Regions from separate parts of the Mus musculus genome. Here region 2 is linked to region 1. Evidence: chromatin loops called from intact Hi-C (ENCODE). Cell type or tissue: left cerebral cortex. All regions are shown on one strand. Links, peaks and the distances in the headings refer to the core of each region. The heading gives the core; the rest is flanking DNA.

Region 1 (4,389 bases), core at 204-4,203:
GCCCTCTTCTGGTGTGTCTGAAGATGACTACAGTGTACTCATATATATAAAATAAACACATTTTAAAAAATAAAATTAAAATAAAAGTCACTAAAAGAAGTGAGAAATGAAGTGACTAAGGTAATGTCTTTTTGTCCCGATCTTACCCTGCTTTGTGTTGGCTCAGGCACATATTTAGTCCCTTAAACCCCTTGAATCGTCACATCCATTATGGCAACACATTTGGGACTTTCCATGGCCTCAGATACATAATCAAAATATCTTCTGGTTGTGTAGTCAAAACAAATACTACCATATTCCTGACTTACACCTGACAATGATGGCATTGCGTCTTTTGTCTTTAAAAAGACTGTACGCTGAGCTTTGGCGCTGAGAGTTATTTGAGGCAAGAACCTACTCTCAGTCAATTAAGTAACACTGCATTGACCTTCAAAGCTTTCCTACTCAAAGTATAAATCTTTGAGACAGGGAGTATATATCTATATGACAACATTGCCTGTGGCTAACATGAGTGTAGAGAAAAGAATGTACAAAATACCTGTTCTCGGTGCCCAATTTAGACCCAGCACTAATTATGAATCTTATAAATATCCCCAGGTGATGTGGAAATTAGCTCAGTGCCTTTCCAAGGGTCATAGAAAATATCCTAACAAGAAACTACTGGATCTGCCAGAACAACAACATAAAAAGCAAAATTTATAGCTTGATACCTGGCCGAGATAAAACAAGACTGATCGAATTATTTAGACAATAAAAGACCCTGCATTCAAAAAGATTACTACAATGACCTGAGAAAGTCATGAATTATTTAATAAATGATCTTGAATTTTTAGTCTAGTGGCTGGAAAAGAACTTAGATCCATAGTGTGTCATAAATGAAAATAACTTACGTGGAGTAAATATAAAACTGATCATAATAATACACTTTTACAACAGCTGTGAGTAGAAGACAATATTGTAAAGTCTCAAAAGAAACAAATATGTTAGCCGGGCATGGTGGCGCACGCCTTTAATCCCAGCACTTGGGAGGCAGAGGCAGGCGGATTTCTGAGTTTGAGGTCAGCCTGGTCTACAGAGCGAGTTCCAGGACAGCCAGGGCTACACAGAGAAACCCTGTCTCGAAAAACCAAAAAAAGAAACAAATATGTTAATGTAGAGTTAAAGCTCTCTATATAAAGAAATTATCCAAGGGCCATTGAAATGGCTCAGACATTAAAGGTGCTTTGCCCCAAACCTGATGATACAGGTTTGATCCCCAACGTCCCATGTTAGAGAAAAATTGAAAAACCAAAACAAAACACGAGAAGCAGATTCAATAACCTGACTTCTGGGTATGTGATGTGGGGGACAAAAACAAAAAAGCGAGAGGGCACACGAGTAGGGAAAGCGCACGGAGTCGCAACGATCGAGGCGACCTGCGTGCTGTAGGATAAAGTGTAGAGAAAAAGAGAAGCTTCCAGGATGCAAACGGAATTTGCCAGCATAATGGCGGTCTTCTCAGTTATACACAGCAAGGGTGCTCAAAAGGCACACATTTTCTCCCCTCCCGTAAAAGCGACCGAGCTCCTGGGTTCTCCGCGGAAAACCCAGGACTCGCGCATCCGTCTCCTCCTTCCGCTTCCGTGACCAGGGTGCCCGAGGGCCACTTCCGCTCCTGAGCCGCAGCAGCTTCCGTGGGCAACATGGCGGCATCCCGCTTGCCTCCCGCAGCCCTGACGCTGAAGCAGGTACTGCTGATCTCTCAGCCCCGCGGAGGTGTCCTGTGTGGTCGCGCTCCCCCTGCGACCTGGCTCGCCGCGGCCACCGCGGGCCTCGGCCGACAGCCTCAGCCTCCCGAGGGCGGAGCTGCTAGGCGTGCCCCGCCCTCGCAAGCCGCCCGCCCGCCGGTCCGCAAGGATTCTCTCTTGTTCTGTTTGCTAGCGAGGACCAAAGGGCTATTTCTGCTTGCTGAGTGGAGCCGGCTGGTTTGTGGTAACTTGTCTTTCTCCTTCCCTTGAGCAGTTCATGAGAAGGCAGCAAGTTCTCCTCCTCTACAGAAAGATTTTGCGAGCGATTAGGCAAGTTCCAAGTGATTCTGACCGAAAATACCTTCAGGATTGGGCCAGGGAAGAATTTAAAAGAAACAAAAGTGCCACAGAAGAGGTGAGAGCAAGACCACGCTGGGGCCACGGCTCCTTTGTCCCATTGTATCACTGAGCTTGTGAAGTTTAGCGAACACCTTGGAATATGCCACAGAGAATTTGCTCACTGCCCACTGGGTATTTTACATTTGTTTTGCAGCACATCTGGCTTTGTATTGTGTAGCCTAGCGTCCAGCTTTCCACTTCACACTACTGTTTTTTTTTGGGGGGGGGGGGTGGATGGGGGGAGTGCCTTTTGGTGACAGGATTGAATGTAGTGCCTTGGGCATTGGTAAGCCCACAGCTACAACCTGTAACAGCCACTGTTGGTTCTTGACTGTACCAGATACAATAATAGAACTTTGCCGTGGTTAAGCTGGTAAAACAATGACTAGATTGTCCTTTCCTCCACAGGATACAATCCGAATGATGATAACCCAAGGCAATATGCAGCTAAAGGAACTAGAAAGGACGCTTGCCTTAGCCAACTCGTAACTGGAAGATTTTTCATGTGTTTTGCACAGGCTCCGAGCCACTGTCATAGAGCACCCAAAAAGGTGATAATCACTCTGATCAAGAATATAAGTGAAGCGTGTTAATATTTCCACTACAGTCCGTGGCTGTAATAATTAAACGTGAACTAATGTCAAGATGAGAGGTTGGAATCCTCAATTGCTCAGAGGGAAGGTGAAATGGCAGCCCCTTTGAAAAACAGACGACTAGTTAGCAATTCTTAGAAAGGCAATGAGGACAGGGCTGGTAAAGATAGCTCCTCATGAAGACTCTTGCTGCCAAGGACAGAAGTTTGGTCCCTGTGACACTCATATCGTGGAAAAAAAAAAAAAACCACTCCAGAAAGTTGCCCTCCGACCTCCACACAGGCACTGTGGCACACAAACCAAAATGAGTGTATGTTGTGATGTGATCACAAGCTGTTACAAAGTCAGATGCAGGACTGGCAGTGTACTGCCCTAGAAAAGTGATTCTCTTGCTGTGGGTCATGACCCCTTTGGGGCCAAACAACTCTTTCACGGGGGTCTAGTATTAGGTATTTATGATTCATAACAGCAATATTACAGTTATGAAGTAACAAAATTTTTACAGTTGTGGGTCACCATAAAATTAGAGCTGTATTAAAGGGTCACAGCATTAGGAAGGTTAAGAACTGGCTAGAAACAGCGCTAGATCTTGCTTGAATAACCTGCTTTGTCCTTCAGAGTTCTGAAGTGACTTTCTTCAGGTGTGACATGGTTTGATAACCATAAGACTGAGGTCTCGCGGAGCTTTAGTGGAAATAGCTAAGAACACCAAGAAGAGGGAGCACTGGGTGGGCAGTTCAGCTCCTGCACCTAACATCCTCATGAAATGATGAATCAGAGCACTGACTGCTCTCCCAAAGGTCCAGAGTTCAAATCCCGGCAACCACATGGTGGCTCACAACCGTCTGTAATGAGATCTGGTGCCCTCTTCTGTTGTGTCTGAAGACAGTTACAGTGTACCTATAAATACAATAAACAAATCTTTAAAAAAAAAAAAAAAGAATCATCATTAAGGAGCATTGTACTCTGCATTCTCCTGCAAACACTGGAAAAAGAAATAGGTCACAAAGTTGACAATTTAGTGGAATCTTTGAAAGTGACAGCTTGTTGATGAATCTGAACTTATACTGTGAACAGAAGGCCCATCAACACAGAGAAGCCAAACAGAGGCTGACTAGGATCCTGTGCTGGGGTGCCTGAAAAGACGTGCAGCAGCGCACTGTGCTGGAGCCTTAGGGCCCACGTGCAGTTCTGCATGAGAATGATCTCATGCTCTTAGAAGTCAGGTTTTTAAAAACTACATGGCTCATGCAAAAATAGCTGACAAGCATTGTGAACAACTTGAGGTTTCATTTTTGAAACAGGATCTCCCATTCTAATTCTCCACCCTCCACCTTCCAAGTGCCAGAATTACAGATGTGAGTCACCATGTGTTCTATCAAAGTCTTGAGGGAGAACGTTAAATAGTTCCCTTGGTGGTCTTCTTGACATGCAAATCCAAATAACTCCTGTTTAGTCTAAACTCTTCAGACTAAACACCACTCACTAGCTGTGAACAATGGTGGTTTGATGATGGTTCAGCAGTGGTGTACAGAGAATTCTATAAAGCTGTCAGAGGGCAAGCTGAGGCTTGATTTTTTTTTTTTTAACTATGTAGCTCTGGCTGGCCATGGCTTCACTCTGTAGACCAGGCTGGCCCTGAACTCAGATTCTCCTGCCTCTGTCAACCC
Region 2 (4,389 bases), core at 156-4,155, 59 kb after region 1:
CAGCTACTACTGAACCATTGTTGGGAATTGGGCTGCAGACTGTAAGTCATCAATAAATTCCTTTATTTTATAGAGACTATCCATAAGTTCTATGACTCTAGAGAACCCTGACTAATACATTCACCCACCATAGATGCAAACTCTGCCCACACAAATGTGTATGTCAATGCTCACGGCTGTGGTGGAGTTTTAATAACAGCCCTAAACTAGAAGCATCCGGAAACGTCCATCAACTGGCTGAAGGACAGTAGTGATCCCCCTTTATCCACCATCTCACTCCCTATAGTAACCCATTGTCAGGGCCAATCACAATCTGAAATGGAAAATGGAAAATTCAAGAGAGAAAGGAATCTGGAGTCTGAAATTGCATGCAGTTCTGAGCAATGCTGCCCCCAGCCATCCAGCCAGGGACATTAATCACCCCTTTGTCCAGTGTGTCTGTCTGTGTTCTCCACCCTTCCTACCTGCAGATACTATGTGATTCTATGTGTGCTTACTATGTATCACTATCCAGTCACAAAAAGGAATGAAGTACTCACTCACTGCAGCATGAATAACTCTTGAGAACTCTATACTACAGGAAGGTAATCAGGACAGAAGACCATAATGTTGTGTGTCTAGTTAGGGTTCCTATTGTTGTGACAAAACACCAGGACTAAAAAGCCAGTTAGGAAAAGAGAATTTACACTTTCATATTTCATATTTCTGTTCATTATCAGAGGAAGTCAGGACAAGAACTCAAACAGGGCAGGAACCTGGAGGCAGGAGCTGATGCAGAGGCCCTGGACGGGTACTTTTTAGTGGCTTGCTTGCATGACTTGCTCAGCCTGCTTCCTTAAAGAACTCCGGACCAGCTGGGCAGTGGTGGCACACGCCTTGGGAGCACTTGGGAGGCAGAAGCAGGCAGATTTCTGAGTTCAAGGCCAGTCTGGTACAGAGCGAGTTCTAGGACAGCCAGGGCTACACAGAGAACCCCTGTCTCAGAAAAAAAAAAAAGAAAAAGAAAGGAAGAAAGAAAAAAAAAAGAGAAAATGTCCTACATTTTCTTACCCATAGCCCATCTTTTTTTTAAAGATTTATTTATTTATTTATTTATTACATGTAAGTACACTGTAGCTGTCTTCAGACACTTCAGAAGAGGGAGTCAGATCTCATTACGGGTGGTTGTGAGCCACCATGTGGTTGCTGGGATTTGAACTTCAGACTTTCGAAAAAGCAGTTGGGTGCTCTTACCCACTGAGCCATCTCACCAGCCCCCCATAGCCTGTCTTATGGAAGCATTTTCTCAATAAAGCCTCCCTCCTCTGATGACTCTAGCTTGTGTCAAGTTGGCATAAAATTAACCAGGTCACCCCATAATTCCATTTCTTTGTAATATCTAAAAAAGGAAAACTCATAAACAAACAGGAGGTCGATGATCACTGAGAGCTGGGGTGAGGTTGACTGGATAGATAACCTTTTCCAGGACGAGACTACATTGGTTTGCTCAGGCAGCCACATCAGAAATGCATCTTCCCCAAGGAAGTCCAAGATGAGGGCACAAACATGGATGGGTCCTGGTGAATTCTTCCTCTAGCTTACTGAGGACAACTTCTCACTGTGTGCTCAAGGGGCAGGAGCTCAGATGCAGGAGTGACTGAGACAGCTGAAGGGGGTGGGGTGGGTGGGGGGCAGCTCAATCCTAGCAGCGGCATGATAGTGTGAGCATTCTGCAAATTTCTGATTAGATTAATCTTGGGGCATGTAAAATATACCACAAAAAATCTGTGGATAAAAAACAAAAAGCAGCCGGGTGTGGTGGTGCACACCTTTAATCCCAGCACTCGGGAGGCAGAGGCAGGCAGATCTCTAAGTTCGAGGCCAGCCTGGTCTACAGAGTGAGTTCCAGGACAGCCAGGGCTATACAGAGAAACACTGTCTCGAAAAACCAAAAACCAAAACCGAAACAAAAAACAAAAAAACCAAAGCAATGAATGAGGTCTATTTAAGACATAAAATGAAAGAGCAGCCTATGTGGCTTTGACTAAGTTACTGTTATTATAACAGCCCTGAAAAGTTGATATTATTCTTGTATCACAGGTAGGGAAACTGAGGCTTAGAAAAGTTAAGCTAGTCACAAGAGTTTGCAAACACAGCAGAGTCGAATCCGAACCTGGTTTACCTGCTAACCTTTGCTGGGTAGCACCTCCTGGGCTGGCCACAGGAGGTGCCAGTTCAGGATCCTCATGCTAGCCTCAGACTACACTTGTAGACCTCTGGGGTGCCATGGACAACTGACAAGATTTTCTCTCTCAAGACCAGTATGCAGTGCAGAGGGACTGAGACTGACGGCTGACCAACATCTGGCCCAGAACGTCAGATACTAAGAGATGATGCCATGTGAAAAAAAAGAAACCATATCTCCATCTGTGAGGCTCTCTGGAGCGGAAGGCGGGAGAGCGTTGGACCAGGGCACCAAGGATGTAAGGTACATTTCCACCTGGACAGAAATGTCTTTAGGATGAGGAGAGAATATTCTCCGGGGGCTTCACGGTACTCAAGGCAGTACTGGAAGCTGGATACATTTGGATCAGCATTACTTCAACATTGAAGGGCCTGACTTACCTTATTTTTGCTTATTTTTGAGATTATCTATGTAGTCCAGGCTGTCTTCAAACTTAATGCTGGCACTAATACACCTGGCCAGGACCTACCTTTCTTGGGGTTTAAAACTGCCTTCAATCAACCGTTCCCTGACCTGCCATTGTACTGCCAGTTGATAAGGGATGAGCAATGTCTTACAAAGCCCCACAGTAGTAATGACAGGCATCTGGTCCAAGCTGCTAGATCGGATAGTGAGACCACAGTGGGGGCTTTCTGACCAAAGGCTGGTCCACCTTGCTAGGAGGCCTGTCTAATATGATTCCCACCCTCCACCCCCTGCTCACTGTTCAGTTAGTCTCTGTGAAGGAACTTCTTCTCCAAAGAGACAAATTGTCCACTGGCTATAGAAGTGGGTGGGAGAAAAGTCAAAAGTGATTTTCAGTGCTTTGTGTCCCCTCCCAAGCCTTCATCCCTTTACCAAAAGCCAGTTCTTTTAAAACTATGAACCAAACAACAGTTCTGCAGGCAACAAGAGGTAAGCTATTCCCAGAGAACAGCTATGGCGTTTTTTTCCGTGTTACCTTGGTAACGGCTACCTTGGCACCCTTGTTGATGAGCTGAACCACATTCTCTGTTTGGCCTTTGTACGCAGCTATGAGCAGGCGTTCTGAAAGCGCAGCGACCGCATCCTGCTGGCTCATGAATTAGGAGAGAAAGGGGCTCCCAGGAAAGCAAGCGGTGGGTCAGTTTCCTCAGCTCCACATGCAGCCTCGGGTGGGGCTGGAGTCCACAGCGAAAGGTGCTCGGAATCCTGAGGGATGCCTTTCTCACTACTCCATCTTCAGGTCCTAGGGGGTCACAAAACAAAGCGGCCATCAGCGCCACTCAGTACAAGAGGACAGACAGACAGTCCACACCACTGCTGACCTCATGGTGTCCCTCTGCTGCACAGCACAGGGGACAGGAAGCCAAAAGCACACTTCCACAGCATTTCAAAGTGAAGCAGCAGGGTGTGCCAACTCTCCACTTCCTCCCTCCTCAGGACCATTCTCCACGAGCCGGGCAGACCTGAGAGGCTGAGTTAGTACCCTGGGTAAAGAGGCCTGATGTAACCCAGGGTGGAGGGAGCAAAGGTCGGGGAATGACACGATTATATTTTAATTATTTTATAAAAAGAGGGGGTCTGGTACAGCTCCCTAGATACCTCCTGGTTGTATACATAACAACATGTACTGTGCATGATCAACCTTTAGACTTGAGGGCCAGGTTCCTATGAATCCACTATGGCTAACATGCACTCAGAGACCCTGATGGGCAGGGTGTCTCTGAGGAGACAGCCCTGTCCCCATTCCTACCCCCAGCAAACATGATTTCCTTCATCTTTTACCTTCTGCAAAGTCTCCTGCATTCTGGAACAGACAGAGAACCGAGCACAGCCCAGGGTCGAGCCCCGTTCCCAGCTGAAGAGACACTCCCCATGCGAAGAAGCTGGTGCCTCACTTAGTGCAGGCAGCGCTAGCACCGCCAGTTTAGGAACAACCCCTCCACAAACATCCCCCAACCCCGTGCTTAATGGCCACCACTTAAGGCAGAGCCTTAATACAACTCTAGACTCTGCTCAAGGAGCCCTGGTAATCTCTTTAGAACAAACCAAGTCAGGGATAGTGATTTCTCTGAGGCAGCGGGAGGAAGAGGGAGTCTTTTGTGTTTAAATCACGTTTGTAGTGGCCAGGGAGATGGCTCAGGTATAGGGACTTGCTGCAAAGTCTGAGAACAAGAACTCAGTTCCTGTACCCACATGATGGA

Evidence for each region. Peaks named below come from ENCODE experiments on the same cell type or tissue, not always from the same donor. Only the 100,000 strongest peaks of a DNase experiment are listed, where the experiment ranks them.
Region 2: a loop joins it to region 1, with 2.1 times the contacts of the local background. A loop is called at or near these places in 1 of 42 quality-filtered maps.

What each region holds. Positions count from the first base shown.
Region 1 is chr4:32,798,609-32,802,997 of GRCm38, forward strand. Lyrm2 (LYR motif containing 2) reads left to right here and starts at 1,651. Exons shown (of 3, transcript NM_175364.4): 1 at 1,651-1,727; 2 at 2,002-2,142; 3 at 2,535-3,660. The coding sequence starts at 1,683. The coding sequence ends at 2,615. In left cerebral cortex, for the core only: no CTCF peak of the experiment used is centred there; a DNase peak (open chromatin) is centred at 1,735; H3K4me3 peaks cover 1,471 bases; H3K27ac peaks cover 1,057 bases.
Region 2 is chr4:32,857,158-32,861,546 of GRCm38, forward strand. Ankrd6 (ankyrin repeat domain 6) reads right to left here. Exons shown (of 16, transcript NM_001012451.1): 2 at 3,165-3,431. The coding sequence starts at 3,284. Among named protein-coding and RNA genes, the nearest start is that of Lyrm2, 59 kb to the left of the region's middle. In left cerebral cortex, for the core only: a CTCF peak has its summit at 2,223; a DNase peak (open chromatin) is centred at 3,192; H3K4me3 peaks cover 355 bases; H3K27ac peaks cover 291 bases.